Linked DNA regions of Homo sapiens: region 2 is linked to region 1. A link is a contact called in ENCODE Hi-C data. All regions are on one chromosome and are shown on one strand. The core of a region is the stretch at or near the end of the contact, and the rest is flanking DNA. Distances in the headings are between cores, read along the strand shown.

Evidence for each region. A loop is a pair of places that touch in the nucleus more often than their neighbours do. Pooled maps may share reads with other maps.
Region 2: a loop to region 1 is called in a map of natural killer cell, with 12 times the contacts of the local background. The contact joins the promoter of NPHP3-ACAD11 here to the promoter of PPP2R3A in region 1. A Hi-C loop is called at or near these places in 2 of 168 maps with a recorded cell type or tissue (naive thymus-derived CD4-positive, alpha-beta T cell and natural killer cell) and 7 of 50 pooled maps.

Annotation. Positions count from the first base shown.
Region 1 is chr3:135,964,083-135,967,276 of GRCh38, reverse strand. PPP2R3A (protein phosphatase 2 regulatory subunit B''alpha) reads right to left here and starts at 1,549. Exons shown (of 14, transcript NM_002718.5): 1 at 1,428-1,549. RefSeq lists silencers at 1,073-1,352, 1,483-1,712 and an enhancer at 1,157-1,975.
Region 2 is chr3:132,720,654-132,723,708 of GRCh38, reverse strand. NPHP3-ACAD11 (NPHP3-ACAD11 readthrough (NMD candidate)) reads left to right here and starts at 1,250. Exons shown (of 45, transcript NR_037804.1): 1 at 1,250-1,746. NPHP3 (nephrocystin 3) reads left to right here and starts at 1,300. Exons shown (of 27, transcript NM_153240.5): 1 at 1,300-1,746. The coding sequence starts at 1,354. It overlaps NPHP3-AS1 (NPHP3 antisense RNA 1), which reads right to left and starts at 1,959. Exons shown (of 11, transcript NR_002811.2): 1 at 1,330-1,959. RefSeq lists an enhancer at 354-543 and silencers at 784-1,293, 1,394-1,643.

The DNA.
Region 1 (3,194 bases), core at 300-2,799:
TGTTTTTTAAAAACCTTTTTGATCTGTTTCCCCGTTCTCCTAGAAATCTCCTAGATTTCTGAGCTCCTAGATTGTATAAAAGATCTAAGTTTTTTTCCACAAGTATCTCATGCCATTAAGTTCTTCTGCCAGAGGTGATAAAAGGGCCATTTGGATGCAATAAATGTAAATAAATTGTGTGTGTAAATTAGCAGTGGCTTAGAAAATTTTTAAAAGGCTTTCATGGACTACTGAAAGAAACTGAGATAATTTTTAACATACCACCAAGAAAAAAAAACAACAGTTTTACTACAACACAAGCCGGCTGCCTACTGAACTGGACGCCCATGCTCTGACCTAGTATGGCAATTCTTAGGGTCTAGGCGCTGGGTTCTGTTTACAAGAAACTAAGGCCTGAGACTAAGGAAGAACAAAGAAAAATGCCTGGCACCAAAGGTGTGGGGGATGTTTTGTACATAAATGAAGATTTGAGGAGGAATACTTCCTCAGATGTTGGAAGGAATTACTCTTTTTTTGCTTACGTGTTAAGAATTTAATGTTTTCAGGCCATTTCCTAATTAGAAAATACCTTATAATTTACAAACAATAATTTGTCTTCCCCTACATTTGCTGACCACCAAGACTGGATAAAATTTCCTTAAGCTTTACCAGAGTGGGAGGACTGGGAATAACGGGAGCACAACAGAGTTCGGATGCAACATCAACTCCAAGCCCGGCCAGCTGGTTTCCATCGAGAGGTCCCCCAGGAGAACGCCCCTCCGCGGCGGCGGCGGCCAGGTCGGCGCGGGAGAGACCCACCGAGGCGCTCCAGCGCGGCCGCGGTGCAGGACCAGGGGCCGCCCGGCCTCCGTTTACCTTTGTTTCAGGTACCCCGGCTCCTGGCGGGCCGGGAATCCCGTCCGCGGCCCGGAGCTGGTGACACATCCTTCTTTGGCCAAGTCGGGCCGAGGTTGGGCAGGGGGCGGGGAAGGAAAAGAAAGCCTCAGCGCCTAACGACGTGACTCTCAGTTCTTCCAAAACGCTGGCATTTGTTTCTCTGCCAGGCTTTCCTGTTAACAAGTTCCCGAGGGCTGTGCGGGCGAACTGGCCCAGGAGCCCTGAAAAGTGGGAGGGCCCAGGCCGCCCCCGCCTACCCTCCTCCGCGGGCGCCCCTGGGGCAGGCAATTTCCACACCTCCCTGGTGCCGTGTCCCGGGACCGGCCGGCCGCGCCGAGGCAACGCACCGCACCGCACCGCACCGACTGGAATTCCGACTTCCACAGCCCAATCAGCTCCGTGTGGCCCCTCTGGCCAGGCCGGTCCCCGCCCCCAGGTCCCGGCCCCGCCCGCCCCGGCCTCCGCGCGCCGCCCCGAGCCTCGCCACCCCCTCGGGCCGGGACGAGGGAGCTGAAGGCTCCAGGCCGTGCGGCCAGTGTTCCTTTGCCTACCTCGTTGCCCGCGGCTCCTCCTCCGGCGGCTCAGCTCGCGGGCAGCGCTTGCCTCCAAGCCTCCCCGCGGCGCGGACTCTCGGGCTACGAATGCGGCGCGTGAAGAGCGGAGGCCCGAGCGCGCCCCGCCCAGCCACCCGCAGGCCCCTACCTCCTTCTCCTCCTCCTCCTCCTCCTCCTCGGCCCCACCCTCGGCGGCCGGCCCGCCCGGAGCCCCGCCCACGCGCCAGGCCCCGCCCACTCTCCGGCCCCGCCCCCAGCCTACGCCCCGCCCCTCTGGCCAAGGCAGGAAGGGGGCCTCCAGGGGCGCCGCGAGAGCCGCTGTGGCCTCGGCGAGGGCAGTCTCCTGTATGGCGGCGCCGCGGGGATGCGATTCGTGGTGGTCGCTGCTGTTTGACAGATTCGAGTCTCTTGCTCGGATTTATTACTGTTATTGTCATCGTCAATATTGTCATCGTTGTTATTGTTATCGTCATTAGTTGTGTTGCCCTCTTCAAGGGGCCTTCAAGGAGGCCCCTTGAGGGCAGCGCGCTGCTGGCCAGACATTCCCTGGCGCTCCTGTCTTCCCACAGTCCTGCACCTGCGCCACATTTCACTCAGCCCAAGAAGTTGTGTGAATTTTAAAAGAAGTGATACTTATTTTTAACTGTTATTGTTAACTGTTACTGTTAAATAAAACACAAATATAGACAGCCATATAAAACCAATGTACAGCTTAATGGATTATTCCGATACACACACCCTTATAACCACTCGCCAGATTTATTAATAACACCGTGTAATATGGTCTGCTCTGAAACAGAACCTCATTAATAGCTGGAAGGACATAGCCTGGAAGGGCCTCCCAAAATTGCCCTCCTTCTAACTGCCACAGTACTCAAATGTGACAGGTCCATAATCATGCCCTCTCCAAGAATATATTTGTAAAATGGAAATTTCTCCAGAATTAGGAACCTCCAATTGAGTATCTTCGTAAAAATCTTGATAAAATGATAAATCTATAAATATATAAGCATATAAATAACAATAAATAAGTCAATCAGTTGGGTTGAATACCATGAGTAAGGAGCATGGGGGTGGGGGATGGGAGGTATGTAAAGACTTAAAAGGATTAGGTGGGCTGTGAGGACAGGTCCTGGGCACCTGGGTTGTTCTCACTGTCTCCCCAGCACCTAGCATAGCACCAAGCATATACTAGGTGCCATATGTGTGTGTGTATATATGTGCATTGTACATATATGCACATATATGTGTGTGTGTGTGTATAGCACAAGGAAAGAAAAAATTATGTAAGATAACCCCAAACAAGCTTTACATACTGAAATTTCACCCAAGGTCAATCCTCCCAGTAGCTAAAGTGTGCTCTGTGAGATGCCTTGATGCCCTAGAGAGAAAGAGACCATTTTACTTTCAACTTTCTACTGCTTTTCCATTTCAAAAGCCCTTTCACATGCATATGGTATCTTATTTGAGACTGAGAGCAACTCTGTGAAAAATGCAGGGCAGGATAGGACTCTGCAAAGGTCACAGTGCAATGCATATCAGTAAGAAGGAAAAGTACACAATGTACCATAAAACAATGTTAAAACTGCTGACCCTGGCAACCTGGATTCTTGGTTTGTCTCAACAGTTTTATTGCCAATGTTTTTACATTAGGGCTCCTTTGGCCCTTTTGCCATGCATTTATACACATTATAACTTGAATGTATAAAGGACACAATACGTGACTGGAAATTTGATTCAATACAATAGAGTTAGTCTCTCTGT
Region 2 (3,055 bases), core at 1-2,500, 3.2 Mb after region 1:
TTCAAAGGGTTTAGTCAGAAACCTAGTGGATGATCCTTAAACCCCTGATCCACATGGAGAATTCAAAAATTTGAAGTTAGAAATCAGAACGGATTTGAAAAGGTAGAAAGTTCTTAAGGTACTGTGATGGTGGAAATATTTCCCTTTATCTCAGGAGACCACCTGAAGAAATTAGTATATACACTCTGGATTTTGAAGAATGCAAAGGCCTAGTATGACTACTTCCTGAAGAAAATCTAAAGGGTAAGAGAAGAGATGACTAGCCACTTTGATGGAGGGAATGAAGGAGAGACTGGTGTGCGGTCTCCAATGTCCCATGCCGCAATGAGTTAAAAAACTTAACCTTGTCTAAGGATTGTCCCTGGTGGTTTCAGACTGTAAAATCTAAAAGCTCTTTCTTTGCTGGCATTATTCCTTGCTGGTCATTCTATCTACATGCATACTGAGAGAGAGATATCGCGGGAAGCACATAGCAGGCACTCCATAAATTTTTCAGATTTCCCAACTGCTTCCAGAAAGGAGTTTCCGGTCAGGCACGGCGGCAGCGAAAGAAATAGCTGCAGCGTTTGTAGAGCAGCTGGGACCCAGGCCTGTGCTCCCTGTGAGGCACGCCCGCCAGGGAGCCTCGAGCCGGGCGGAGACAACGGAGAGAAGCCCTATGTCGGAGCACCACTCCACCAGCGTTCGGAGCACCCCTCCACCAGCGTCCGGTCCACTGCTGGTCCTGCACAGTCGCCACTCCCCCCATCCTTCCTGCTAGCCCCGCCCTTCTTGCTAGCCCGCCTGGCCCTGTGTGCTTTCTCGACCCACCCCCGTTTGCCCTGCCCCGCCCACATGCCCCGCCCCACTTGCCCGGCCCCTCTTGTTGTCCCGCCTAGCCCTGCTGCCCCGCCCCGTCCCCCTCGCCCATCCCCCCAGTTCCGCTGCCCCGTCCCGTTCCGCTGCCCCGCCCCTCCAGTTGCCCCACCCCCTTCCGCTCTCCCTCCCCGCCCCGTTCCGCTGCCTCGCCTCGTCCGGCTCTCCGGCCCCGCCCCGCCCCGTTCCGCTGCCCCGCCCCGTCCTGCTCCCCCGCCCCGTCCTGCACCCCCGCCCCGCCCAGTTCTGCTGCCCCGCCCCTCCTGTTTCCCCGCCCCATCCCGCTCCCCCGCCTCGCCCCGTTCCGCTGCTCCGCCCCGTCCCGCTGCTCCGCCCAGTCCTGCTCTCCGGCCCCGCTCCATCCCGCTGGCCCGCCCCGTCCCGTTCCGTTCCTCTGCCCCGCCCCGTCCCGTTCCGTTCCTCTGCCCCACCCCGTCCCGTTCCGTTCCGCTGCCCAGTCCTGCTGGTACTCACTAGGTAGTAGCGGCAACGGACGCCATGGGGACCGCCTCGTCGCTCGTGAGCCCCGCGGGCGGGGAAGTGATCGAGGACACGTACGGGGCGGGCGGCGGCGAGGCCTGCGAGATCCCGGTGGAGGTGAAGCCCAAGGCCCGCCTGCTGCGCAACTCGTTCCGCCGAGGCGCGGGGGCGGCAGCAGGGGCCGGGCCCGGGTCGCTGCCCCGCGGGGTGGGCGCGGGCGGGCTGCTGGGGGCCAGCTTCAAGTCCACTGGCTCGTCGGTGCCAGAGCTGGAGTACGCGGCGGCCGAGTACGAGCGGCTCAGGAAGGAGTACGAGATCTTTCGCGTCAGCAAGAACCAGGAGTTGTTGTCCATGGGCCGCCGCGAGGCCAAGCTGGACACGGAGAACAAGCGGCTGCGGGCCGAACTGCAGGTAACGCCGGGCTGGGCCGCGACGCCGGGAGACCCTTGGGAAGCACGGCCGTCCTGCTCCCTCTCCAAACCAAGCGGCTTTGAAAGTTCGGCGGAAACTGCCCATTTTAATTTGAGAGGCCATATTCTCTTCGAGTCTGAAATGATTCCTTAACCCTCCCCTTTTTCTGTCTCTTTTTTTGGAGACAGGGTCTCGCTGCGGTGGCACGATCGCGGCTCACTGCAACCTGGAACTCCTGGGCTCAATGATCCTCCCGCCTCGGCCTCCTAAAGTTCTGGGATTACAGGAGTGAGCCACCGCGCCTGGTCCCCGCTTTTCTATTTCTGGTTTATTCATTGAGGCACCTAGAAGAAATTAGCCGGAAAGTGTCCTGAGGAGGCAAATGCCAATCTCCAGCTCCACTGCCGCCCCCGCGCCCACCCCCTCAGAAGGCTGGTGACATCTGTTGAAGCAACTCAGCAAACTCTTCCTAGGAGTTTCACCCCCCTCCCCACCATAAAAATTTTAAGTGGGTCTCCAAAGTGGGGCTCAAGTGTCGGTTTCTTTGTAAAGTTTCATCGCTCTTGCATTTTAATGGTCTTGACATGAAAATTTCTGGAAGCCTCCTGATCTCACCATGGTTGAAAACCTTCTCTAGATGTAGTCAAATTTCCCTAGTCCATTTGATTAATTTACGCTAAAAGCAATTATTGCATGCCCTCCATGTAGCAGGTCCATTATAATTCAATAAAATAGTATGTAAAGCAGCCGGGCGTGGTGGCTCACGCCTGTAATCCCAACACTTTTCGAGGCCTAGGCGGACGGATCACCTGAGGTCAGGAGTTCGAGATCAGCCTGGCCAACATGGTGAAACCCCGTCTCTACTAAAAATACAAAAATTAGCCGGGCATGGTGGCACGCGCCTGTAATCCCAGCTACTCAGGAGGCTGAGGCAAGAGAATTGCTTGAACCCGGGAGGCGGAGGTTGCAGTGAGCCGAGATTGCACCATTGCACTCCAGCTTGGGTGACAGAGCGAGACTCCGTATCAAAAAAAAAAAAATAGTATAAAGCAAGAGGTTGCTTTTCTGTGAACGAATCTCTAAAACTTTTTGCCCTCAGTTTGGGGCCCCTCTGGTCGTTGTTGTGTCGTTTGTGTACTCTTTACTGTGGGAGAGACTTATAGGCAGCCTAAGAGTTCCCGGAGTCGTTACAGTCGGGGTGAAATAAATACCTCAGACTGATTTTTCTAAAAGAAAAAAAGCCTCCTGTCTTCAAGACTAGACATTCTTCTAGTCAGGTTTTGTTGTTGTTGTTGTTGTTGTTTTTGTT